2 separate regions of the Homo sapiens genome follow, and region 1 is linked to region 2. Evidence: chromatin loops called from intact Hi-C (ENCODE). Cell type or tissue: heart left ventricle. All regions are shown on one strand.

Region 1 (8,000 bases), 140 kb after region 2:
TTTCTTGTAGCAAAACCTTAGCTATGTGTGTCTACAAGATCACTATATTTCTATGTATTCCTAGGCACATATTCCCAGGGATCCAAGACACACATTAAAGAAAATAATTTTAGGAGATTTACTTTCCAGAAAACCTAAAAAAATAAAGTTCATAAGAACTATGTATGCTCAGAAGGTACACAGAGTTCTATGAAAATGCATATTCCAAGTGATAGTTCTGGACCAGTTTGGAATTTGAGTGAGTTAGCAGCTTCACATTACATAGGCAACGTCCAGGAAATATTGTCTCCTTTCATATTATAAATATTGGTATTATGAAGAAGTTATACATATGTACTCATGAAGTGTATTTTATTTATTATTATTATTTTTTGAGATGGAGTCTCGCTCTGTTGCCCAGGCTGGAGGGCAGTGGTGTGATCTCAGCTCACTGCAACCTCTGCCTTCTGGGTTCAAATGATTCTCCTGCCTCAGCCTCCCAAGTAGCTGGGATTACAGGCATCTGCCACCACACCTGGCTAATTTTTGTAGAGATGGGGTTTCACCATGTTGGCTAAGCTGGTCTTGAACTCCTGACCTCAGGTGATCCACCCGCCTCGGCCTCCCAAAGTGCTGGGATTACAGGCGTGAGCCACCGCACCCGGCCGAGCATTGTGTTTTATTTGACGCTGACTTTGTGTAAGACAGCATCCTTCCCAGAAGGTTCATTAATCCACCCAAAGCGTTCCTGAATGAGGGACCTGGCAGCATCCTGCTTAGCACTCCCCATTCACCACGAACAGGAGGGGGCTGCAGCCATGTCTAAAATGATCACCAGTCTTACTCTAGTCCTTGTTCCTGGTCATTAAGTGGCTTTATGGTCTTAACCACCACACATGCAAATATCATGAGAGTCCAATCAGAGTTATATATGTGTACTTGGCACTTTTTTTGGGACAAGTTTTCCCATTTTTGGAAAAAGAAGTAATTCTAGATGGATGAACACAGCATTGTGAACGCACATCAAAAGCCAAGGGTTTCAAATGGCAGCTGAAAAGCTAAGAATTAAATGCATGAATAAAGGAGCACATTTGTAGTGGTAATTTCAGATGGAGAAAAACAGGTAATTGTAAAATCGTTGCTGTTTGACTGAGGAGCAATGAAATAATTCCTTTACTTGCTGTAAAAATGCTATGTACTTTTAAAACATAATCTCCAAATGTGAATATGCTTAAAAATAAATATGAAGAAGCAAGTTTCCATTTTCATTTAGGCTGTATGCTCTTTGAATAAACATATAGATTCTTCCTTCGGCCTGAAGCTGACAAGTGTATTATTAGCATAATAATGGCACACAATAGCAGGGGTAATGATTATGCTCATCTCTTAGGGGCCACGAAGTTTTCCTAGACAGTGTGTCGTGTATCCTCCCAAAGTTCCTGTAGGGGAGATAAACAGCAACCAGAATTATAGTCATTTTAGTGGTGAGAAAATTGAGATTCAAAGGTGAAGTGACCCAAGGACTAAAGGGCTTCCTTCTCTGGGACACACTGGACATTATAGAAATCCATATAATGCTGCAAAACCTAAGAGTGGGCCTCAACTTGTATGCACCATGGGGACTGCTCCTACAACCTCTGACATTATTCTCTACACAGGAATTTCCTCTTTCTAGAAACACTCCTGCTTAGCTTGCATTCTCTGCTCTCCACTGAAGAATCCCCAGGGTGTGGCAGTTGAGAACATCAACTCTGTAGCCAGCTGATTTCCGCCTTCACTATCCAGGAGACTGCACATAAGTAATCTATCCTCACTTGGTCCTCATATCTAATAGTTGTGACCTCAGGGATTGCTGGGAGGATTTAGCACTGTGCTGTGTAAGGCATTTAAAAAGTGAGTTCAGAGGAGGCTGACTCAAGTTCAGACAAAGGAAAGAATGTTTGTCAAGAGCAAAGATGGGGGCTAGAGGTGGAAAAAAATTAGGTTTGGAGCTTCTACCAGTGGCTGGAATAAAGGGATAAACACAACAGATTATGAGAATGAGACCAATGGCATTCATACGATAAGGAGCATAAGGTTTTATTTCTTTCTGACATGTGAGAGAAATTTCCTAAAAGGTACATGGTGTGATTCAGTAACTATGTTCAGAGTAATATTTTTCAATGAGTCTAATGATGAGTTTTATCAGGCTACATCTCAGAATGGCCTGCAATACAGTAGGTGGCTCAATGCCAAAGTAAAGCTACCGAAAAACACAGTTTTGAAGGGCGCCCACATATTCTGGAGCAAGCGCAAGGCTAGTTCTGTGTGGTACAGTGTGAGGGTCAGGAGCACGGGCTGCAGACAGCAGGCCTGAGTTGGGAGCCCAACCTTGCCACTTCCTGGCTATGTGCCATTGGACAAATTACTTCATTTCCCTGACTCTATCTATAAAGTGAGGGTAATAAAATAATTCACCTCATAGTTTTATTATGAGGCTAAATTAGTTGGTATATGTGAAGACTTGGAGTAGTGCACTGGTACTAAGTTTTTTGTATTATTAATCAAAGGAAGAGAGTATAGAATATCTAGAAGAAAGATGACACATAATGTAGGCCACACATACAATAAACAATACTTCTTGCTGCTGCACTTGTGATCACAGTCAGGTAGTGAGAGTTCAAGGTTACACTTTCTGCAAGTTCCTAGCCTGCAGGAATTTGATATGGCTGATTAGAGGAGGAACCATATGCTCTGATAATCAACCCAGTGGAAGGCCAGGTTGACATCTGAAATGAAAATCCAGGAACCCAATTGAACAAATGGTGAATGGGAGGTTATTCCCCTACTGTGAGCTCCATAGGTGCTTTCAATAACTTCAGATGCATTTTCTAAGAGCAAGCATGAAAGCAAATAATAGTCATTACTGGATATTCTTCTAGATTCTCCTGTGAGAGAATTAAAAGTTTTTTCAAGAAAGAGTTCTGTGTCCACGAAGATGCAGGTAGCTCTTCAAGGGCCCACATTTTGTGCACTGGAGAGAGCTTGGCTGAAATCATTTTAGTCTAAATAAATTTCAAAGTGATTATAAATATTTATCCATCCTGACTATAAATCTCAATAAGGAACCAAAAACATTTTAAGTGCTGCAAATTCCTAATGAATCCTGCAAGATGAACTGGATTCAAATATACTTCTCAAAAACTGAGTTTTGGCCTAGTAGGTAGGGCAGTAAGACACAAGTCAATTAATTACTGAAAAATCATAGACTTAGTATAAGATTAGTTAATATAAGTTCTTTCTTTTGGAAATCATGAGTACTAGTTATTTATTGAGGCCAATCTTCATTTATGATAGAAAAATGCTTTATCTATAATTACAAAAATAAGGACAGCTTCTTTCTTCTCTGTTTTAAACAATAACTGAATTTACCTGATTATATTATTGTTAAACTGCTAGCCATTTATTTTGATTATTATGAATTACAAAACAAATTACTTCTTAATAAAGGTATCAAATTATTATTAATCAAATTATGTTTCATTTGATTATTATACTTAAACACTTCAGATGTTATCTCTATACTATCTTGGTAGAATAACAGGGTAATCTGTTCACAGTTTAAAATGTTACTATATATATAATGTACATGTATATCCATATCACCAAATTCCTCATGAAACTATTCCATTGATCTCTAATGAGACAGCCAGGTGGGAGGGGGTCCCAGGCGAAACTCCAACTAGCTTGCCCACTGATGGGGAGCCTCAGGAAGTTTGCGGCAGGGAGGAGCCGGGACCCTCCTCTTCCTGTGTGGAACCTGGATTCAAGCTGCAGGCGGGAAGTGCTCTCCAGGGACTCTGGCTCTGAGAGAGTTCCTGTTTCCCCTTTAGCTTCCTTTTCACCCAGTAAAACCCTGTCTTATTCACCACTCAAATTGTCTGCAAGCCTGAATTTTCGTGGCCATGGAACAAAGAACCCCATCTTTAGCTGAACTACGAAAAAGTCCTGCAGCACAATTATGTATGGAAATTTTCTAGATATTAAGCCAAGAAAAAAAAAATGAGTATAATGCTTGCTTTCCAGCACATCTTACCGATCTAAATCTGGTAATGTAATCTAGTAGCATAAAAATATATATGTGTGACTTAGTTGCAAAAGTATATAAGAAACAGTTAAATTTGACCAGTGTGACTTTTGGTTCACTTTTCAAAATTCTTTCTTATTAAACATTTTCCTTAGACTCCTAGAACTGTATTTATTTTAAAATAAAGCATTTGGGTCTGAAATGAAGTAGCAGCTCTTCAATAAATCACTCCCCAAAATACCTTCAATTTATGTATTTACTCACTTCCTCACCCACTTTGATTCTGTTATCTTCATCTCTTGGTGAGAAATATTTGTGAAAATACAGATATTATTTGTATATGACTACAAAACCCATGTCAATTTTGAGAAGAGAGATTTTAAATAAATGTTCAAACTTCTGGGACTTTGTAAACCAACTTATATATTGGATGTGCACAGTAGTATTAAATTAAGTTTTAAAATATTTTCTTCCACCCATGTCTAAAATTAAATAAGTCTATGTTCACATAACAAAATAGGGTTGAAAAATATCTTATGTTACTTGTTTTTATTTTTGGTATTGTTTTACAGTGAATATTATTTAATTTCCAGTAAGTTGGGTTTGTGTGATGGAGTCATAGATTTAGAAATTGGATACTTTTAAGGGCTCTTGTTATAAAATCAGAGCCATTTTTCTTTATTTTGTTCTCACATATTGCACACAACCTTATACACTATATCCGATTTTGTTCTTGGGTTAAATTAATTAATTAAACTATAAGATCAATTGGGAAGTCTATCATTCGTATGCTACCTCTTAATTTGTGGCTTTGAATTGTATTTAGAGGTGTGTTCTTATGGTAGTCTCAATTAGGGGAAAAATTAGTATGTTGGAGTCCTTTAAAATGAGAACATGTCATGGGGCACTTTGCATTGTTCAGATGTCTGCAAGAATTCAAGAGAAGTAACACCACCTGGCTCATCTTGCGCTTTCTGCCAGTTCTCCTTTACATCACCACTAAGGCTGACTTAATATTCTTTTCTTCAGATACCAAACAGCATCAAGGGAGGCCTCAAACCCCAAGAAAGCATTTTAGGAGGAATTCATCAGTACCAAATACACATACATATACTCATTTTCTTGTTATTGCTTTAAACACATTCATTTATATCTGGTATGCATTTAATTATGCTTTCAATTTCTGTTATATATTCATTTATTCAACAAATATATAGATTACTGATTAGGTGCCAGACATCATTTTAGATGCTGGTATACAGCAACAGAAAAGGAAGCATTCTTGCTCTCATTGATATATTCTGATGAGTGAGACAGGTAATGAATACGTTTATACAAAGCATATAATTTTAGGTGATAACAAGTAGTATGGAGAAAAATAAAACTAATGAGGCAGATAAGGAGGGTAGAGAGTACCAGTGGCAGTATGATTGATAGGGAGGACTTGGTATTTTATCACATAGGGTGATAAGGTGACATTTAAGCAGACGAGAGAATGTCAGAGATACAATGGGCATTGTAGGCCATTCAAAGTAGTTGAGTCTTATCCTGAGTGAGAGGGAGAGCTTGTGAATCTTTGGAAACACAGAAATGACCTGGTCTGATTTACATATAATTGTGCATCATTCAGGGTGAGGTGGAGAAAACACTATAGGAAACAAGAGGGGACAAAACAAGAGGCTATTGCAGTCGACTAGGTGAAAGAAGATGGTGGCTTGGACTAGGGCAGTGTTGGTGGACGTGATGAGAATTATAAGATTCTAGAGACATATCTTGAAGTTCTATCCAATATGATTTGATACATAGAGGATGATTCTTTGTCCTGGTTTACATTGGACACCCCCTGGATAATTAGGAAGAGTGCTTTCTTTCACTCTAAAAAGTGTTTCAGTTTAGATGGTAAATTTTATGGTCCCTTCTTTATTAAACACTTTGTACTTTCAAAAACATTTCCTCAAACATAATTTCGAAAAGCCCTGATACCATGACTCTCTCTTGATTGAGATAAAATCTGAAGCTGAGAAAGTTTTAGTGACTTGTCCAACATAGTAATGGCAAATCCAGAATTTCAAACCAGGTCTTTTGGCTTCCAGTTCAATGTTCTTTTTCCTATATCCCAGTGAAGTTCTATTTATAAGACACAAACACCCCATTTGTCCCTTTACTTAGTCCTTGTTCATTTTTTAAACATCTATTGTGATGTGCTAGGCATTGTTCTAAACAGTTGGGACACATCAATGAACCAAAGATCCCTGCCCTTTTACAGTTTACATTCTAATACACACAAAAAAGGATAAGAAATAATATAATAAATAAGTAAAATATATAGTATGTTAGCCTGTGATGAGTACAATAGAAAAAAGTAGAGTAGGATAAAGAGGATTGATCCAAAAACGCTCCAGTCTTAACCTAGAGGTGGTCAAGCTAGGTTAGAAAAGGTGAGTGAATTAAGCTGGAGAGCATTCTAGGCAGAGGGAACAGCTAATGTGAAGGCTGCAGGCAATAGCAAGTCTGCTGTGTTCCAAAAATAGCAAGAAAGCCCATGTGGCTGGGGCAGAGTAAGCAACAGAAGGAATCGTAAGAAAGGTCAGATTGACAGTGGAGTCAGATCATGTAACCCCTTGCAGGCCACTGTGAGGGCTTTGGTCTTCCATCTGGGTAAAATCAGAATCAACTATGAAGTTTTGAGTCATGGAAAAGCATGCCATGGCTGGTGTTTTAAGGGAATGACTGGCTGCTTTTCAATAATAAACTGTAACAGGGCAAGAGCGGAAGTAGAGAGACTAGTCAGGAAAGTACTGTAGTACCATCATGAAAAATGATGTTGGCCTGGACCAGTAAGGTAACAATGGAGATGGTAAGAAGGGGTGAGGGTGTGGCCACGTTTTGAAGATAAAATCAACATTATTTCCTTATGGACTTTGTGAAGGAAAGAGAGCTGGTAAGGATTATTCCATATTTTTGGTTATATAACTGATTGGAGTTTGCTGCTAACCTACACAGAAAGGACTGTGGGTAAAGGAAGTTTGTGAGGAAGGTTTACGAGTTTTGTTTTAGACATTCTAGGTTTGAGATGTCCATTAGGCATCAAATGGCTATTAGGTCTATGAGCATCAGGACACACTTGAGGTTCAGGACATAGGTTTGGGCTGGAGGTGTACCTTTGGAGTTGTCAGCATATATTTGGTATTTAATGCCAGGGGACTGGATGATACCACTGCAGAGATGAATGGATATGGAAAAGATGACCAAGAACTGAGTCTAAGGCACTTCAACTGAAAGAGGGTTGGAAGAAGAGAGGGGACCTGCAATGGAGACTTGGAAGAAGCAACTACATTGGAATAAAACCAAGAAGGAGACTTGATAGGCAAGTAAAGAAAATATTTTGGCTGGGCGGGTTGGCTCACACCTGTAATCCCAGCACTTTGGGAGGTTGAGGCAGGTGGATAACCTGAGGTCAGGAGTTCAAGAACAGCCTGACCTATGTGGTGAAACCCCATCTCTACTAAAAATACAAAAATTAGCAGGGCATGGTGGCACGCACCTGTAGTCCCAGCTACTCGGCAGGCTGAGGCAGGAGAACTGCGTGAACCCGGGAGGCAGAGGTTGCAGTGAGCTGAGATTGCACCACTGCACTCCAGCCTGGGCGACAGAGAGAGATTCCCTCTTAAAAAAAGAAAAAGAAATAAAATATTTCAGAGAGGAGGGACTGATCAACTGTAAGATGTTGCTAATAGGTCAAGAAAGATGAGGACTGAGGATTAATCATTGAATTTAGCAGTGTGGAGGTCAATGGGAACTGGACATGAATTGTCTAGTGGAATGATGGGGCTTGTGATTCTGTATGTCTAACAATTTTTCAGATGATTCCAATGTTGTTGGTCTATAGAACACCTCTAGGCATCAACAATCTAACAAAGAAGCAAAGGGATTAGATAGAAGCCAGGAAAGAAAA
Region 2 (8,000 bases):
CCTTATACAGGTTCTAAAAGGCCCCACTTGGAGGAGGATGAGGTGGAAGGAAATCACTGTTTTGCATATTATTTTTGTCTTTTTCCTCCTTTTCTTCATTTTCTCTTTCTCCATCTCTTCTTTCCTCTATTCATTGAGACAATTTTCTGGAAGTTTTATTATTAAGAAAAGTTGCATTGGTCCCAGGAATGTAAGTATGTTTCAAAAACAAATCTATTAATAACCAGCATTAACTGATTCCATGAGAAAAAATGTTATGATCACCTCAGTAGATGCCAAAAAAGCATTTAATAAAACTTAACATCTATTTCTGGTAAAAAAAAAAAAAATCTTAACAGACTAGTGTGAGAAAGAACTTCTCTAGAATAGAAAAGTTGTGCTTGAAGAGTGTATTTTCTCTCAGAGATTTTATTCATTTCCCCTTTCTCTAAGCCTTCGAATGAAAGACTGCAACAACATGTTAAAAGTGACCAGATCGTTGTCACTGGCTACTAGTATCATGTCTGTAATTCCTGAAGCCAGGTCTCTTTGAGACAGTTTTTTCAAAAGTAATAATTACTTTAAAGTTTTCCTTCTATATCCTTTCACTGTCTTTGGCTATTGGGATGACTGAAAGTCCTCTCTGGGTAGCTTCAAACTGAGTTTATTCATAGATAACTGCTGGGCTTTTATTAATCTAGGAAATCTGTGTAATCAAGGGTGTGTGTGTGCGTTCACATGTGTCCCCGTGCTTTAGGGGAGGAGGTTCAGGTGAGTTGAGGTAGGTGGGGAAATAGTAACCAGAGGAACGTCTGTTGACAAGTCACTTGGTGCTCTAGTTGTAGGCAAGCCGTTCACCATCATCTCTTGCTTTTGTCACCGCTGGGTGTTTGGCTGGATCGGCTGCCGCTGGTATGGATGGGCTGGATTTTTCTTTGGCTGTGGAAGCCTTATCACCATGACTGCTGTCAGCCTGGATCGATATTTGAAAATCTGCTATTTATCTTATGGTAAGTTGGCAGGTTTCTCATTCCCTGACAGTTAAAGCTAGGTGGATTGAGTGTTAGAACTGTACATATTTTATGCAGGTAATAAACAAAGATTATGAATAACCTCAGAGATCAAGAATATTTCTATTTATAGCCTATCATCTTGTTCTGACATGTTTAAGGATTTTAACCTATGTCAAAGTAGATTTCTTTTAATACATATTTTATAGTAATGTCTGGTGTTTGGTTATAATGCTTTAAAAAAGTACCATTTTCTTGTATAGTGTGTAAGCTTCCATCATGTTTCCCACGCAAACAAAAGAAATAAAGTGCATCGAAAGGGTGTTAAGTCCAAGATGTTTAGCTCATTCCCCACCTAGGAAGTGTAATTATAAGAAAAGCTGTTTAAGATTCTCCCTTAGGACTCACGCTCCCTGTGATTTCAGAGATAAGGAATTCCAAAAAGTTCACCTCCAAGTTAGAGTCATGTAGCTGTTTCTGCATGAAAGGACACACATGTAGAAATATCACTCAACATATTTTTTTTTGTGGTGTTGGTTGGTAGAAAGATGAGTGATTACAAGAATTGGTGAATCAGCAGAAAATAAGTTTCCAGGGACTAAATATATGTTTTTTAATGATTAGACCATTCTACAGGTTAAAAATAATTTCTACTACATTTGTTTGTTGGAGCTCTCGGAATTTATCAAACCTGAAAGAATTGCATTTGGGTCTTTAAGTTTAATATTGAGAACCAGGCACAACCAAGGAACAGTACTGACTTCCTCTGGATAAAGTTGCTTTGATTGTCAATCTGTCAATTAGAGTGGTTGTGATGGACGACAGACTGTGGTGTCAGAGCAGGGCCTGGAGACTGAGGTGGGAAAAATCAAGTTGACCTGACACTGTCAATGTGGTAGAATTTCCCTTTGTATTGTTATAGTTTACATCCCCAAACTCCAAAGAATCCATGCTTGGGTGGGTGGGAGGCGGGGGCTTGTGAGCCATTCTCTTCATCATCCAGCACTACGTTTTTTTTTTTTTTTTTAAAGTTTACATCTCCTTTTTTAAACATTTAAAACTTCCAATAGAAATAGCTTGAATCAAAATTTCCAGTAAGATATAAAATATACAACTATACATATTCTGTGTGACGTCAACATCTAATTCTTTCTATAGACTTATTTTTGTTCATACCAAAGAGATTTTAAATTTAACTATAGATTTTATAGATAAGAAGGCAAAAAAGTTAAACTTCCTGAGAGTGTTTGAGGAATACTAAACCCTGATACCTCTGTTTTTAAATATTTTCTTGAGTTTAGGCTTTGTCAGTTAAAGAGATGATGCCGCCCACTGCCAGGATCATTGCAGGTCATAACTCCATATGTGGGAACTGTGTATATTTTCCAGCTTCTTCTAAGGTTGAACCTCAGTAGTGTGGTTTCATCATTTAATCTGATGCACTATTAAACCCTCCACACAGCGTCCCAGAATGTTGGAATTAGAAGGTCGCTTGGGGATGTGTAGACTTTTCTCCCATGTAACGTGGTAAACTGTTTTAAGGCATCCCTGAGAGATGACCACTTGGCCTCTTCTTGAATAATTCCAGTGACCAGTGACGGGGAGCTTACTACTGCACAAGGCAGCCCATTCTCTGATTGGTCTGCTCTCATTGTTACAATGTTATTCCTTATATTAAGACAAAACTGCCTCCCAGTAACCTCCACCCATTGGTCCTAGTTCTGACTTCTGGAGCAACACAGAACCAATCTACTAATCTACTCCCTCCTGTACTTGACAGCCTTTCACCATACTGGAATGTAAGTATAAAACACCTCACAAGTAACCCTAACCATAAATGCTTATACGTATGCCTATGCACATTCCCATGAATATATGTGATTACCTGTGCCAATGTTTTATCAGTTTTAGTGGAGAAACAAGAGCTGACTTATATTGTGGCTACATGATTGCCACCCCTATCTGGTTGGGCATGAAATTTGCATTTCATGACACAAAATGCCATGTATTTGAAAAAAATGGAGACAATAGAGTATAGAAACAATCTGTTATATTTCTTATTAGCGCTAAATGAGATACACTTACACAGGAGTAAAATAATTCATGTTAATATAGCACTTTCTAGTTTGCAAAGCAGGCCCCTTACATTATTTTATTTAACCCATATGCAATATAGTCTTGCATGCACAAGGTCAGTCAAAGACTAGACATAGAAGAATTAGGCCTGACCGACTTTCCAAACCTCACATTGCACTAAGCAGAGGCAGGCCCTGAGTCTATATTGAAGTAATCATTTAGCTTTTGTTGAATATATTTTGATATTTCTTCTCTGCTAACACAAAACCAAGGCAGTAAAGAGTCACTTTCCTGGCCCTCTTCGTTCGAGGTGATGAGTGAGGTGTGAAGGTAATTTCCTGTGGAGGCTGCTGCACTAAATCAGGCCGACCTGTCTTTGGTGGTTGTGTTGAATTCTGAAAATGATCACTAGTGCTTTACAGCTTTTCTTAGATGACTGCACTATTTCCTCCGCTTGGAATTCTCTTTTGGTTAACAGAAACTAGTGCTGAAAAACGGAGCTCATTTTTTGTCTTCCTGAAAATATCTTCACAGAATTACTTTGCAGAACATGATGCAACCTACCTAGATTCTCTGCCTCTCCCGCTGTGGCTGTGTGAGCGCGATTGTTGTGTGAATGACGTTTGAAGATTCCAAACCTGCTCCACAAATTACTAAACACAGTCAAGGACTTTAATCTCAAACCATAGTGTCATGATCACGAGCCACCAAGCCCCTTCCACAAGTTCTTAGGAAGCCAGATAAGACTAGCAACACAAAAGCTGTTAGCAGGAAGGGCGTTTTAAAGACACAAGCCATGTTTTGTGCTTCCTCACCTCCCAGAAGGATTTTCCCTGGATGATCCACTAACACACCCTTTCCGAGATGTTTTCTCAAGGGCCTCCATTGTCTTCAGCATCCTCTCATCTCTTTCCTGTCCCTTTTCCCAGCTGTTGTCACTTCTCCCTCCCAAAGCTCCCAGATGCCTAGAGAAAACCTTCCAATTGTGTTCTCCTGGAGAAAGGCCCAAGCTCTGGAACTTTTTTCCGTTTACTCCACTCTCCCTCAGGCTTCAGTTATCTGCCCAGGTCTCCCAGAAATCAATGGAATAAATCTTTGGAGGTGGAATTTGACATATCGAGGGGAGGTATCTGGGTGTAGGGCAGATTACATCCGGGTAATGCTTTTCTTCCGCCTCCAGGGGTTTGGCTGAAAAGAAAGCACGCCTACATCTGCCTGGCAGCCATCTGGGCCTATGCTTCCTTCTGGACCACCATGCCCTTGGTAGGTCTGGGGGACTACGTACCTGAGCCCTTCGGAACCTCGTGCACCCTGGACTGGTGGCTGGCCCAGGCCTCGGTAGGGGGCCAGGTTTTCATCCTGAACATCCTCTTCTTCTGCCTCTTGCTCCCAACGGCTGTGATCGTGTTCTCCTACGTAAAGATCATTGCCAAGGTTAAGTCCTCTTCCAAAGAAGTAGCTCATTTCGACAGTCGGATCCATAGCAGCCATGTGCTGGAAATGAAACTGACAAAGGTAAGTGCACTAATATTTTACACATGTGTTTTCTGACTACTTACAACTTCATAGGGTACAAAGGATAGGGAACGTTGGAGACTGAGAGAACTTAGAATCTCTATTCTTTACGTAATTCTGAACTTCGTTGATGATTGTCTAAGCCTTTCTTTGTGGTATCTCTCTCCTCTTTCTGTCTCTGTACCCCCACTTCTCTCTTCTCTCTCTCTCTCTCTCACACACACACACACACACACACACACACACACATTTTCAATATCTACAAAATTTGTATAACCCATCAATTTGGGGCTTATCTGCTCTGCTGAATAGGGTACTATTGATTCATATTCATTATTTCAGTAATAAGAATAACTTTTATGAATCATACAATGCCTCACAGTATTTTCTGCGTTGCATGGACTTTGGGACATCATTAGGGACATTCTACCACTTGAATTATTTATAGAGTAAGAGTTTACCATGTGTGCTTTCCCATGGGAAGCTTGTGTTATGAACACGAGCAGTTTCTGCAGGCTTGAGTACCTTGGTAAACGGTAGTTTCAGAGGTGACAGTTCTTTAGGTATTGTGGAGTAAGGAAAAGAACAAGACTAGAGTTTAATCCCATCACCAGTACCTGCCAAGTTTGTGACCTAGAACTAGATATTTAGCTTTCTTGAATCCCTATTTCCTCACTTGCATAACAGGAATAGTGATATCTGTCTTATTGGGTTACGGTGGGAATTCAAAGAGATAAAGTATATTATTCTGTCATCTGGTGCATAGAAGGTGTTAGAGCAACCATGGTTTCTCCTTTTTCCTTATGCCTGTTAGGAATTACTGGTAAAGTCTAAAGCAGTGGTCTTCACATGTTCATGATTTTTTGCCCTTGTACTGAAAAAATATTTTCCAACACATGCCATCAATATAAATGACATACAGGTAATACCATCAAGCTTTGTATTAAATATTAGCACCCCCTAATTTAACCCCCCAAATTTTCTCTTCTATTTTAAAGATAAAAATAAAGGTAGATTGAAGTTATAATTATTTCTTCCTGTATCCCAATCAATCACGTTGATTGGTATCCTACCCTCGAGTATTCTCATGTTCACTTTGGAGACCACTAGTCTCAGGGACCCAGAGAAACACAGTTTCCCCCAGATAAGAGATGGCTTTTTAGTAAGTCAGAGACTTGGTTCTGGTAATATGCCTCTCTCCAAATTGCAGAATTTTTGGAGTTATACAAAGATCTCTTGGTTGCATATTGTATTAGTCTGCTATCACACTGCTAATGAAGATGTACCCAAGATGGGATAATTTATAAAGGAAAGAGATTTAATTGACTCACAATTCCACATGGCTGAGGAGGCCTAGCAATCATGGCAGAAGGCAAATGAAGAGCAAAGTCATGTCTTATATGGTGGCAGGCAAGAGAGCATGTGCAGGGGAACTCCCTTTTATAGAACCATCAGATCTTGTGAGACTTATTCACTATCATGAGAACAGCATGAGAAAGTCCTGCCCCCATGATTCGATTACCTCTCACTGGGTCCCTGCCATGACACATGAGCATTATGGGAGCTACAATTCAAGATGAGATCTGGGTGGGGGGACAGCCAAACCATATCACATACTGTGAGCTAGATTCCTGATGGCTCCAGTTGACTGTTATGCTCAAACTCTACATGCCAAGTAGAGGAAGCTTTGAGGGATATTTTCATCACTCTAAATCTATACTGATAGCTTAATAATAGAACAGTTCTTGGACAAAAATGCAGACTCAGGAAGCATGAACTTCTTCTGTCTTATAATTGGCTATAAAGTAGGAAAATATTTTCATAAAATGAAGCATTATGAGTTAGGTTCTTCATTTCTAGCTCTCCCTTTAGCTCTTACCTGCATCTTTCAAAAAAGAAATTTAAATAAATCAATCCTAGTTAAAGTTGAATTATATTTAATCAAAATCCTACTTTGTACCAGGTACTATTTTAGAAACTGGGCAAATGTACCAATGATGAAAAATTTGCTTTTCAGTAGTTTATGGAAGTGTGCCCAAGAAATGATGTGCAGACATTCATCACACTGGTATGTGACGTCGAAGTTTACTTTGCATACAGTTGCTGAAATGTCTCAAAATGTGCTTTCTTCTTGCCATCCCCCTCACCTCTCTGTTTTCCATCCCCTATTATGTCATTGGCCTTGACACTTTGTTGGCCTTGCTCAATAAATCTGGGTCCTGATTGCCATGAGGCTCTTCTTCAGTTTCTCCCAGTTTGTTACCCATCATCTTCTCTCCTGTCAGTTGAACTGCTCAACTTGACCCCCTCACATTCTAGCATCTTGTCCTCTTGTGTATTCTTGAGGAGTGAGAAGCTTGTCTAGTCAATGCTTCTGGAACTCATTATACATATGAGGTACAGCTCAGCATATACCATTTAATTTGATTTGTTATTATTCTGCTTGACTTGGACTGGGTAGATCAAATAGGCTTGCCCTAGATCAGGTTAAATGAAATGTTAAACAAAGTGTAGGAATACATATGTGTAATTTTGTTATGTATATTCTTTTAATTTATATACTAAATGATATTATAGCACATAATATGTAATATTATATTAAGAACATGTCTATATTTTATTTGTTTATATAAACCTGTATTAAAATAACCTAAATACAAACATCTCTAATTATTAATATTTGTGCAGAAAATTTAAGCCAAAATTCAACCCATATTGAAAAATGAACCTAGTCAATGTTTAGACCAGTCAGTACTTCTAGAACTTATTATACATATGAGTCAATGCTTTTGAAGGTCATTATACATATGAGGTATAGCTCAGCACATATCCCATTTAATTTGATTTGTTGTATTATTCCGCTTGACTTGGACTGGGTAGATCAAATAGTTAGGCTCACTCTAGACCAGATTAACCAAAGAAATGTTAAATGAAGTGTAGGAATACATATATATATAATTTTGTTACATATATATGTATATTCTTTTAATTTATATACTTAATGATATCACATAATATGTAATATTATATTAATATGTCTATATTTCATTTATTTATATAAATCTATATTAAAATAACATAAACACAAGTGTTTCTAATTATTAATATTTGTGCAGAAAATGTAAGACAAAATTTAACTGATACTGAGAAACAAACATAACTACTGTGACATCTTCAGTACTAAATTGAAACTATTTTTAACTACTACTCAATTTTGACCTTGATTTTTCTACTGAGTAAAAATAAGTAGAAACTGCCTTATATTGGGCCCTTCCACAGCCTTAGAAACCTTTTTGCTCATTTAGCTACTGCTCAGGATTGTCAAATTGCTTGCTCTCTTGGTACTTCTGATTTTCAGAACAGCCTGGTCTAAAAGCTGATTACTTAAAGTTTACCTTACGGGATTCTGAGATCAAAATC

The links. Hi-C counts contacts between places; a loop is a spot of excess contacts. Peaks named below come from ENCODE experiments on the same cell type or tissue, not always from the same donor. Only the 100,000 strongest peaks of a DNase experiment are listed, where the experiment ranks them.
Region 1: it touches region 2 in a loop (2.5-fold over the local background); 3 of 110 quality-filtered maps call a loop at or near these places.

What each region holds. Positions count from the first base shown.
Region 1 is chr6:47,930,439-47,938,438 of GRCh38, forward strand. The region is part of intron 4 of PTCHD4 (patched domain containing 4); the gene reads right to left. Among named protein-coding and RNA genes, the nearest start is that of OPN5, 150 kb to the left of the region's middle. In heart left ventricle, no CTCF peak of the experiment used is centred here; no DNase peak of the experiment used is centred here.
Region 2 is chr6:47,790,984-47,798,983 of GRCh38, forward strand. It overlaps OPN5 (opsin 5), which reads left to right. Exons shown (of 7, transcript NM_181744.4): 3 at 819-989; 4 at 4,246-4,580. Among named protein-coding and RNA genes, the nearest start is that of OPN5, 13 kb to the left of the region's middle. In heart left ventricle, no CTCF peak of the experiment used is centred here; no DNase peak of the experiment used is centred here; H3K27ac peaks cover 259 bases; H3K27me3 peaks cover 343 bases.